2 separate regions of the Homo sapiens genome follow, and region 1 is linked to region 2. Evidence: chromatin contacts called from ENCODE Hi-C or POLR2A ChIA-PET data. All regions are on one chromosome and are shown on one strand. The core of a region is the stretch at or near the end of the contact, and the rest is flanking DNA. Distances in the headings are between cores, read along the strand shown.

Region 1 (5,951 bases), core at 253-2,752, 140 kb before region 2:
AGCTTCCACATTACAAGTGGTTAAGAGCAACCTTCGTGCCAGAATGTGGCTGCCAGGCACTAAATGGTCCTGGGGGAACTGTCAAGGACCAGGAGCTGCATCCCTGATCCCCCGTCCTCCTAGCTGCAGGGCTTCAGAGCTGAAATGGCCCTGACGGGCAGTGGCACTGTGAGCAGGCTGAGAGGCTCCTCTAGGGCTGGGGGCTCCCACTTCCACTTGAGTCATGAGCATCAGCATGACCCTTCTGTCTAGGGAGGCAGGGCTCCCCAGCAGTCTCATTCCTGCTGGGCTCAGTGAACGGGGTCTCCCCGGAAGCCAAATTCAGGGGGCCTGCTTACCCACAGGAGCGCCTGTCTCCAACAGACCAGGACTGTGCAGTGGGAAGCTGGTTGTAGCCACAGAGGTGTAGGAGACCACAGGCTCGGCGACAGCCACAGCTGGGTTGGTGCTGACAGTGCTTGGCTGGATCACGTTAACTGGCGTCACCACCATGGAGGACTCAAGAGGCTGGCTGGGGTCCTGGTAGTCCGACAAATCAATCCTTTTGCCAAGGCTGGGACGTGGGGGCTCACAGGTGGTGAGATGATTGTACATGGCCAGCAAGCTCTCTCCGAGGCACTTCCAGCTAAAGGGAGAGGGCCACAACACCTGATCACCACCCTGTCAGAGGAATACTCCAAGCATAGTGGAAAATGGCCTGCCTGCACAGAGGCGGCAGAGCTGCTCCTGGAGCTGCCATGTCCATGGGGGTGGGGGAGGTGATCAAGGTTTCATCACTGGCACAACTGATGAAATCTTGTCTAACACAGCTGAACTGAAGATGCGGCAGCCAAAGCTGGACCAGGGACCTGGCATCCACCTGCCCCTCACTGCAGCAGAAGCCCCATAAGCATCTTGGCCTGAGGCACTTTCAGACTCAAGTAGGTATGTATGAAATCCATTGACTCACTTCAAAAACTCCTCCTCAGGAAGGTCAAGTCTTTAAAACACTTGTGGAACTCCCCTGCTGCCACGAATCTGTTTTATGCGGAGAGCCTGTGGGGGACTGCCAACAGGGACATGGTCTATAAGAACTTGGACCATGGGCAGGGCCTATGGGGAGCAGCACCTCAGTGGATTACCAAATGGGCTGGAGCCTGCTGGATGGCAACAGGAGACTGTTGTGTGTTTTGTTGTGGTATGGTGTGGTGTGTTATATTGTGTGCTGTCTATTGTTTTGTATTTCACATTCCGTGTTGTGTGTTGTGTTGGGTTCAAGGTTGTGTGTTGTCTACTATGCTGCGTGGTATGCTACAATGTATCCATTTATCCATCCCTTAATTGCTTCTAATGCCTCAGGCTAAAGACCAACTGCTCAGCCTGGCCTCATGGTGCTGCACAGCCTCCTCTCACACCACCCCCTGCAATCCTGCTACATTAGCTCTCTTTCAGTTCCTTAAACAAAATCACACTCTCACATGCCACTGGGCCTTTGGGCTGGCTTCCTTCTGCCCAGATGCAACGTCCCCTCCCACAGCATAGCCCTCTGCCTAGCCAATGCCTGTGCCTCAGTCAGACCCCAGCTCCACCACCCAGCCTTCCCCAACCCCTAGAGCAGCAGGAACCTTGTTCAGAGGCCTTCCAGCACTGCGCTTCTCTCCTCACAGCCCCCATCAGCTTGAGGCATGTGCTGCTTTCTCTGGGTGACTGATTACCCCTGGTATCACTTGTAGCAAGGGACCAGGCCCTGCCACACTGCGCCCCTAGCACAGAGCACAGTCCCCTGCACAGAGCCAGCATCCAGGAAGTGTTGAGAAAGGAATAAAAGAACAGTGCTTCAGGCTGGGCACGGTGACTCATGCTTGTACTCCCAACGCTTTGAGAGGCCGAGGCGGGTAGATCACCTAAGGTCAGGAGTTCGAGACCTGCCTGACCAACATGGTGAAACCCTGTTTCTACTAGAAATACCAAAAATTAGCCAGGGGTGGTGGCGCATGTCTGTAATTCTAATTACTTGGGAGGCTGAGGCAGGAGAATCGCTTGAACCTGGGAGGTGGAGGTTGCAGTGAGCCAAGATCGCACCACTGCACTCCAGCCTGGGCAACAGAGTGAGACCCTGTCTCAAGAAAAAAAGGACAGTGCTGGCTGGGTGCGGTGGCTCACGCCTGTAATCCCAGTACTTTGGGAGGCCGAGGCGGGCAGATCACAAGGTCAGGAGATCGAGACCATCCTGGCTAACACGGTGAAACCCCATCTCTACTAAAAATAAAAAAATTAGCCGGGCGTGGTGGTGGGCACCTGTAGTCTCAGCTACTTGGGAGTCTGAGGCAGAAGAATGGCGTGAACCCAGGAGGCAGAGCTTGCAGTGAGCCGAGATTGTGCCACTGCACTTCAGCCTGGGCGACAGAGTGAGACTCTGTCTCAAAAAAAAAAAAAAAAAGAAAAAAGAAAAAAGAAAAAAAAGGACAGTGCTTCAAATTCCAGAATCTAAATGATGGAGGCTCCCAGGGCTAGAAGGAATTTCTTCTATCTTTTTCCTGCCTTCAGTTAGTGTTACATTTAGACAGGAAGAATTTGCTTACTGGCTGGGTTGTGTCAAATGCCTTAAATACACCATTTCCCTTACTCGTGCCTTGCTCTTGCTCATGCCTACTAGGCACTGAGGAAACCAGGGGTGGTAAACTGTGCCCTGCAGCAAATTTTATTTTTTAATTTTTTTTTTTTTTTTGAGATGGGGGTCTTGCTCTGTCACCCAGGCTGGAATGCAGTGGTGCCATCACAGCTCACTGTAGCCTTGACTTCCCCGGCTCAAGCAATCCTCCCCCTCAGCCTCCCAAGTAGCTGGAACTACAGGTGTGTGCCACCATATCTGGCTAATTTTGTTTATTTTTTGTAGATATGAGGTCTCACTATGCTGCCCAGGCTGGTCTTGAACTCTTGACTCAAGTGATCCTCCTGCCTCAGCCTCCCAAAGTACTGGGATTATAGGCGTTAGCCACCATGCCCAGCTAGTTTACACATTTTTAAAGCATTGTTTAAAAAAAAAAAGAAAGAAAAAGAAGAAAATATACAACATAAATTGTACATGGCCCACAAAGGCTAGTATGTTTACTCTCTGGCTCTTTAAAGGAAAAGTTTTGCTGACCCCCGGAATAGATGGAGATTACTATAAAAGCATCATGTCCTCTGCTACCAGAGAGGGAATCTACACTCTTCCTTTAATGACCAAATCCCAAATTTAACTACTGAGCCTAACTCCCTCTTGCTTCTACTTCTCCCTCCTGCTTCTACTTAGCCCTCCCCCTACACCATGGAGGGTGGCCACGGCACCAGTTCCCAGCCCTCTGTTCTCCAGTCACATCACCACAATCCCTTCTAGTGTTCTCAGGCCTTTTCCTCCTTCACTGTAACAGGGAGGCACCCCAGGGCCCTTCCAAAACCCCAACCCTCTGTAGTTGGGGAGCACACACTCAGATGGGAGAAGGACTCTAATCCAGCTGACAAAATACAAGAAAGGGCACCAGACAGGAGTCCTAGAGCAGCCTGAAGAACAGCCCTTTCTTCCTGGCCATCTCGGTGCTCGGGTATGGAAATATTTCTGGGAAATTCTACATGCTGAAACTCACAGCCAGTCATAATAATACGGATCAGAGCCAGCCCTTCCTGAGTGGGTGCTATGTGCTGCCTCTGTGCTAGCCCTACATGTTTTGTCATTATCATGACAACCCTATGAGAGAGATGTTGCTCTCCCCGTTGCTAGGGAGTGGCTCCTAATGTCCCCAGAGTCATCCAATTCACAGCATTAGGAGTGCCAGGATTGGACCCAGGTCAGGTCAGTCTGATCCAGGCCAGAGCTCCCTCAGAGTAGGCAGACAGGGGTGGAGGTAGGGGGTGGGGAGTAGAAATGGAATGCTACTGCTAAGTCATGCTAAACTTAAAGATTCAATGTCAGAATTTTAAATACAGAAATTGAATTCCAGAGCTCGCTAAGGGACTAAACTATCCCAACTCCAGGGAACCGCCGATACCAATTTGCCCTTCCTGGAGAGAGAGAGACTCTCACATCATGGGGCTGGCAAGGACTATATTGAGGCCCATCTCGCAGGGCTCCCCACGTGGCCCTAGAGAGAAAACATGGACTTGAGAGCGGAGAAGCCCAGACCCGGGACTGTCTCTGGGCTCCCCATTTAAGTACTCTGAACATCAGTTTCCTCCTGGCAAGTGCTTGGCAAATGTTAGTTTCCATTCGCCCTCTAGATAGGGCAGGCTGAGAAGGGCCTTACAGGAATGTGGCAGGTGGCTGGGGTCAAGAACAGCAACAGCAAAAAGGGACTGAGACTGGAGGTACTTGAGAGAGAGCTGACCTGCTTCTTAGTAATCAAGTAAGCATGCACCTCCAACCATTTGGCCACTGTGCACCCAGCCCCCATTCATACCACCAACCCAGGATCAAGCCTCAAGGTCTCTCCCTCCTGTGCAGGGCAGCATCCCACAACAGGGCCTACTGGCCGACCCAGCACTCCCAGAGACGCTAGACAACCTACGTGAAGAAAGGAATGGGCTGCACAAGTTTCAGGTCCGGCTCCTTCTCCCGCACAATCAGCGCTTGCCTCTTTTTTCGCAGCCCCAAGGCCTCATCTACAATCGCCTGTGTCTCAGCTGCACTCACCGAAACATCGTGAATCGACATGTCACTAAAAGCATGTGAGACAGGGAGAAATTATCATGTTACAAACTAAAACTGAGGCTGAAATTTTACACACAAAAATGCATTTAGGTTAATACCTTTTAATGTGTATTTTTCTTCCTATAAATAAAATAACCACTTCAGTCTGGCCTGGGTAGGGCAGTAAATAGCCTTCTTAATACCCACATACACTAGAAATGACTAATATTCTTTGTTCCTTTGACAATTCAAAACTGGGCAGAGAAAGAGTTTTCATATGTATTAACACTATCACAATAATATCTGAAAAGCCACAGAAAAATAAAATCTTTCTCTCAATTATTATTAGAAAATCTTAAAAGAATGTAACTATCCTATACTGCCCATGCCAACAAAAAGTCATCGGAAAAGTGAAGCTCACCAAAGTGTATCACGACCCAAAAATACAGAAAGGGCAGGGGCTTGGAGGCCCTACGTGTCCTCTCACAGACACACTTCTGAGGCGACCTAACCTCACCTGCCCTCCTGCCCAGACTGTCCTGGTGCTTCCCAGCAGGGTTACACCTCAGAGCTACTCATGAATTTATCTGTTTCATGTGCTTCTTATCTGTCTCCCTCAAGGTTAGCTCCCTCATGACAGATGTTCCCTCAGTTCCTATCTCTGCCAACAGGTAGTTCCTTCAGGAGAGGGACAGGCTCACAGGGGATAGACGCCAAGATAAATCACTACTAATCAACCCCTACAGGTGTGTTCCAGGGCCAAGGAAGACCAGAGGGCAAAAGGAGTTGGCTGGGCTGGAGGGCTGTGGGGAAGGGCAGCTAGAGCTCAGAAAGCAACAGAGAGGTGACCTGAGAAACAGATAAGTTTGTAAGTGAGCAGCTCTGAGGTGTGGCCCTGCTGGCAGGCATCAGGACAGTCTGGGCAGGAGGGGCAGGTATTCTTGGGTCACCTCAGAAGTGTGTCTGTGGGAAGACACCTGGCAAAGGAGGGGCAATGGCGGGACAGGTGGAGAGGTGGGAAGATGGCATGAGAGTTTAGAGCATAGTGGGAGCCAGGTTGAGAAGACAGGATGCCACACAATGGTACCACGCCTGGAAACTGCAAGGGACTTGGGGCAGTCTTAACAAAAGGAGCCTGGGAGGGAAAAGCAGGAGGTGACGTGGGAGAACTATGGGGTCAGGCTGCAAAGAACCTCTTTGGTAATGCAACTGAGCATGGGCTATGTCCTGGAGGCAAGGCAGGGGTGGCACATGATCAGAGGCATGTTTGGGACACTGAACTCGGGCAGCACTGAGAACAAAACCC
Region 2 (5,895 bases), core at 2,169-4,668:
TGATGGATCCAAGGGGTTACTTCTTGGAGTTTAAGAGAAGAATGAGTGGTTAAAAGTGTTAGGTTGGGCCCCATCCATAGCGGGCTGAGCTGGTCCTGGGAGTACTCAGCCTTCTGGGTCCTGAGGTATACCCAGTCTCCTGGGTTGTACAGATGAAGTTTTACCCCAGAGGGGACCAGGAGGCTGGGGTTGCTGAGGTGGTTGAGAATAGCAACAAATGACTCCAGATGAATAACATAATATGCTTCATCACCCTTTCTATCTCCTCATCTGGGCAAGAGAAGGGGCTGGCCACGCCTGGATAAGGCCTTACATATTAACATTTCTTTTTTTTTTTGGAGACTGGGTCTGTTGTCCAGGCTGGAGTGCAGTGGCGTCATCACAGCTCACTGCAGCCTTGACCTCCCTGAATTCAAGCAGTGTTCCTCCTTCAGCCTCTCAAGTAGCTGAGATTACAGGTGCGCACCACCACGCCTGGTTTTTATTATTATTTTTTAAATAGGGAGGAAGTCTCACTATGTTGCTCAGGCTGGTCTCGAACTCCTGGGCTTAAGTGATCCTCTTCACGGGTGGGCCTCTCAAAGTGCTGGGAATACAGGTGTGAGTCACCACGCCCGGCCCCATATAATCTTACCTTCCCTCCCCTCGCCTTCCCTCCCCTCCCCTTCCCTTCCCTTTCCTTTCTTTCTTTTTTCCTTTTTTGAGACAGAGTCTTGTTCTGTTGCCCAGGCTGGTCTCGATCTCCTGGGCTTAAGTGATCCTCTTCACCAGTGGGCCTCTCAAAGTGCTGGGAATACAGGTGTGAGTCACCATACCCGGCCCCATATAATATTTCTTTCTCTTTTTTTTTTTTGAGACAGAGTCTTGCTCTGTCGCCCAGGCTGGAGTGCAGTGGCGTGATCTCGGCTCACTGCAACCCCTGCCTCCCAGGTTCAAGCGATTCTCATGCTTTAGCCTGCTGAGTAGCTGGGATTACAGGCACATGCTGCCACACCCGGCTAATTTTTTGTATTTTTAGTAGACATGGTGTTTCACCATGTGGCCAGGCTGGTCTCAAACTCCTGACCTCAAGTGATCCACCTGCCTCAGCCACCCAAAGTGCTGGGATTACAGGCATGAGCCACTGTGCCCAGCCCCATATAGCATTTCAAAGGAGCTAAGTCTCATTCTTTCTCTGAGTGCTACCCATACTTGGACCAAGGCTATGGGTAACAGCTTTAACCAATTATCTTGGGCCTCCTGGCATAACTTGGCTAGGATACCTTTGAGAGTTCTATGGGACCTTTCAGTCTTTCCCAAGGAGTTTGGTCTCCAGGCTACATGCCACTTCCACTGTATGACCAAGGCCTGGGAAGTTTTTACTACTATGTTAGAAATGAATGCGGGTCCATTAGCACTCTGGACTGACTTAGGGAGACTGAATGGAGGGATAAATTCCTTTAGTAAAGACTTCATGGCTTCTGCCTTTTCAGTCCAGCATGGAAAAGCCTCTATCCAACCAGCAAAGGCATCAGAAAAGCACCAGGAGATATTTAAATCCTCTAGAAGACATAGGCATAACACTGGAGTCAATTTGCTAGTCCTCCCCTCACATGGTTCCCCTGAATTGTACCACCTTGGCCAAGGGAGATATGGGAGGTCTGTTTTGAGCATTGTTTCTCTGACAATAGACACATTGGTCAGCCACTTTATCCATCATTTTCTTTGCTTTTGGGGTCCTTATTATCCTGAGGAGCTAGGTGTGCATAGTCTTCTTGCCATAGATTGAGAGATCATGGGCAGGCTTTATAATAGCCCAACTCAGATTTCTGGGCACCCAAATCCTGCCTCTCTTATTTAGGGCCCATCCCTCTGAGAGGGAACTCTGATGCTCTCCCTCTCGCATGGCTTCCTGTAATTCCCCAGGGGAGTGTCTTGGTTTATTGGTTTATATTCATAAAGAGGTACTGAAGGAAGCAGGGACTTTCCCTCCCTGTGTGTGCCAGGTTGCTCCCCTTCATTAGTTCAAAGTCCCCCATTAGATGACCCCCACAATCTGTCTAGTCATTTCCACTGTGCAGTAGTGCCAATATTTATGTTTCATATTTGATTTATTTGTTATTGGCATTCAGAAGTCCCCTTTCGTACCCGATTGCACCATGGGCATGGATCACAGTGAGCACATATCTCAAGTCTGTATAAACAGTCAAGGCCTTGTCCTTTCTTCATGCCAGGGCTCTGGTTAAGGCTATTATCTGAGTCTTTGGGGCTGAAGTTTGGGCAGGGAAGCTTTTGGCCTCTATGGTTTTCCATAGGGAGAGAACCACATATCCTGCCCTTCTTTCGCTCTTCCGTGAAGCTATGGCCATCTACAAACCCTATGTCTTCCTTTCCTTTTTCAACCACATCTCTGCTACAGAGAACCTTGAAGGTCATTTCTACTAAATGCAAGCGGTTAATATTAGGAACTGAGACTTGTGTTTTTCCCAGGCATGTCCTCAAACTTTGGCTAAATTAACCTTTATTGATTGAGACACCTGTCTCAGTCATTTTTTGGTTAACACAATACAGATAAAGTAGGATCCCTATCTCATATTACACATAAACATTAATACAGATGGACCAAAGACCTAAATATGGGGGATGGATCAGTAGAAAATACGGGAGAATATCTCTATGACCTTGGGACAAGGGCTGAGTTTTTAAGCAAAACACAAAATGCTCAAATCATAGAGGAAAAGATTGATAGTCGCCTGTGTTACAATTTTAGATTTGTGCTTCAAAAAGACACCCTAGGAATTAGGGGTGGAAAGGAAGCAAGCCACAGAGTGGGAGCAAATATTTGCAATTAATGCGCTGAACTAGTAAAAGACTGGTATCCATAAAATTATAAAGAACTACCAATCAATAAAAACCACAACCCAATAGAAAAATGGGCATAAAATACAAACAGGCAATTCTCAGAACATGAAAACAGAGTAGTCAATAATTACATAAAGAGAAGTTCAAACTTACTCAAAGTAGGGAAATGAAAATCAAAGTTATAATGAATATTACATTCCACACCCATCAGGTTGGCACGCTCAAACTGTATGTTTAAGATGCTATATTTAATGTTATTACAATCAAACTATGTTCAAGTTTTTTAATATGCTATTACAATCATTATAACAGCAAAAAATTGGCAACACTCCAAACGCCCATTACAAGAGGATGGAACAGGATATAGAGTGGATATTAGCGAATTAGGCCCATACATCTGCGTGGGAGCATCTCAGAGAACGCAGGGGCGAAACGCCGGAAGGGCACACAAACCAAGCCCCGCCCCCGGGAACCCCGCTCCCACACGGAGCATGCTGGAGGCTGATAGGTTGGTTTGACCACGCCAGTTCCGCCTTCGCCTGCCCCCTTAGAGCCCCGCCCCCGCGCGGAGCATGCTGGGGACATACGGACTCACTTTCCTCGCCAACCCCGCCCTCCGGAGCTACCAGCAACAACCAACGGGCAGCGAGCAACGGGCGCGCGCTGCTCCCTTAGGAGGCGGTGACCATCTGCCCGTGTGCCCAGGGCCTCTGAGGGCGCTGGATGGCTCCGTTGTGTCCGGGTGGTCTCGGGAGCTGCAGGGAAGGGGCGGGAAAACTACACCGGACCCCATGGGGAGCGCAGAGGCGGAAAGGGAAGGGCCTAGGGACCTCAGATTGTTTTGAATCAAGGGCAGAAAGATCGGGTCGGAGGGAGGGAAGGAAATACTTCCGTGCCTTCAGAGGGAGTCTAGAGTCCCAGGCCGTGCCGGGTGGAAGGAACTGTGCAGCGTCCCAGAGGGAAGGAAGAAGAAGGGAAGAGAAGTGGACTCAGAAAAAGTGGAGGGGAAAGAAGGGAGATGGGAGAAATGGAGGGCAGAAGAGGCAACGTTCCCCAGCCCTATAAACCATAATGAGCCCATATGAGAAAGCAGAAAGGTGGGTGGGAAGTGGGGGGCTAGAAAGGAAAAGAAACAAAAGCTGTCTTGGTCTGAGTCAGGAGCCCAGCTGTTGTGACAGGAAGGGACCTCAGAGATGGCTTTCACAGGTGGCTGTGACTATAGCTCTTTCTGGTGCCTCAAGCTCCCTCTTAACCCCTGGGAGACTTTTACCTTTGGGAGAGATTTCCCTTTGGGTTAAGGAGGGGAAAGAGGGACAGAGGGACAGTGGCAAGGGATGCCAGGAGAAGGTGAGGGAGAGGACACATGAGTGTTAGGTTTTTGAAAAAAGACGAGGGTTAAAGACAAGAGAGTTGACCACTCTACAACACAGGTTTATTAACACAACCTACAGAGGTGGGGACCAACTTAATGCCAAAGCCCCACTAGCACTTACAGGCTGGAATCATTATAGGCCTGGATGAGGGGTCTGGAATGGTAGGACTTACTGCCCAAGAGGATGTTAATAAAAATATTTCTTAAACCTTTGTCCCAACAAGATGTGATAAAGAAGTCAGACAGTTGGGGAGGATGTTACTTACAGCCCAAACCCCTGCAGAATGTTTCACTGTGACCAGGGTCTATGAAATGGCAGGAAGATTTACAAAATAATACAGCTTGGACTAAAAATTAGGGCCCAGCCTGGGGAGAGCTAGGCACTGATTTTTAGAGAAGTCTATGTCTTTGGCTATGCCAGAAGCACTGCAATCTTATTTCAAGGGCTTCTGGATGTGGTGGACTAAGTCTAAGACTAGGGGGTCCAGAGAAGACCCCATCCTTAGTAACCCTTGTCAATAGGGAGACTTCTCACGGAATCTGCTCTTTGGGTTTGACCCTCTGTCTTCATGTTCATGCCTCATTCATCTTTGTTAGGTTTTGAAGGGAAGGTGAGGGTTAAAGAGTTGGCAGCTTAACAGCAACACAGGTTTATTGCCAGCACAAACCTGTGGAGGGGGGACCAGCTTAGTCTCAGAGCACGAGTCCCACTTACAGACTGGGACATTTACTATAAGGAAGAGGAAAGCAACACGAAGGGTGGCTGGGCAGTCAACAAGGACAGGTTTATTTTAGAAAATAAACTTGAGAGGGGCTTCTGGCCGAGTTAGCTCAGACTAACTTCTGTTACAGACTAAGGATATTTAAGGGTTTTGGAAGGGGTCTTATCGTAGGTTCCGAATGTTTCTGTGTGAGGGAAAGTTTATTGCGGGGTTGGAATGTCTCTGGTCGGAAGGGAGGCTGTCTCGGGGTTGGCATGTTTCTGGTCAGAGGGGTTTATCTTAGGGTTGGAATATTTCTGGTTATGCTGACATTAGCCATTAGGCTGATGTTTTGGGGCTGGATTTAGGCGGCTTTTAATGAAGGGGGAACTTAGAATGGTGGTATTTGTTCAAGATGGCAGTGCTCCTGCTCTGTCAGTTATGGGTCTGGACCGGGGGAGAAGGGGCAGTATAGCTTGCTCCCCTGCAGGATGTTGAAGATGTTCCTTGGGCCCTTCATCCAGCAGGATGTAATAGAGATGTTCCTGTGGTTAGGTGGTTAGGCAGTATTTTTTTATGACCTGAACCCCCATGGAATGTTTTATTCTGACCAGGTTCTGTGAAATGTTGGGAGACATCTGCGGCCATACTGTAAGGCTCTTGTGTTGGTTCGAACCCCGAGAGCTTGCCAGCAAAGAACACAAGGCAGTGTGGAGCAACACGCTGTTTTAATGAGCACCTGGGTGCAGATGGGCTGAGGCCTAAAATGGCGTCAGCCCCAGGTGAGGACGGGGCAGGGGTTTTATAGTCTCCTGTAAACAGGAAGTGTCCCAGTCTGATGTAACTGCTACATGGTACCCAGATGGCCTCTCTCTTGATCTTCAGGGGTACGTGTCTCCTGGCCAGCTCTCTTCCTGCTTCTGCTATCTTGCTGACACACGCTGCTAGCACAAGTGGTCTTGTGCCTTGGGACTGGGCCTG

Evidence for each region. A loop is a pair of places that touch in the nucleus more often than their neighbours do. ChIA-PET counts read pairs that join two places held with the same protein, here RNA polymerase II (POLR2A). Pooled maps may share reads with other maps.
Region 1: a loop to region 2 is called in a pooled map, with 2.1 times the contacts of the local background. The contact joins two enhancer-like sites. A Hi-C loop is called at or near these places in 2 of 50 pooled maps. POLR2A ChIA-PET finds 5 or more read pairs at or near these places in 3 of 52 experiments (activated CD8-positive, alpha-beta T cell, activated naive CD8-positive, alpha-beta T cell and naive thymus-derived CD8-positive, alpha-beta T cell).

What each region holds. Positions count from the first base shown.
Region 1 is chr22:24,049,547-24,055,497 of GRCh38, reverse strand. It overlaps CABIN1 (calcineurin binding protein 1), which reads right to left. Exons shown (of 37, transcript NM_012295.4): 8 at 4,524-4,673; 9 at 339-625. Among named protein-coding and RNA genes, the nearest start is that of CABIN1, 41 kb to the right of the region's middle. Within about 2 kb of position 1,502, at least 3 of the 41 ENCODE cell types and tissues checked have a DNase peak (open chromatin) inside an H3K27ac peak, as active enhancers do.
Region 2 is chr22:23,911,579-23,917,473 of GRCh38, reverse strand. No RefSeq gene overlaps it. Among named protein-coding and RNA genes, the nearest start is that of MIF-AS1, 16 kb to the right of the region's middle. Within about 2 kb of position 3,418, at least 37 of the 41 ENCODE cell types and tissues checked have a DNase peak (open chromatin) inside an H3K27ac peak, as active enhancers do.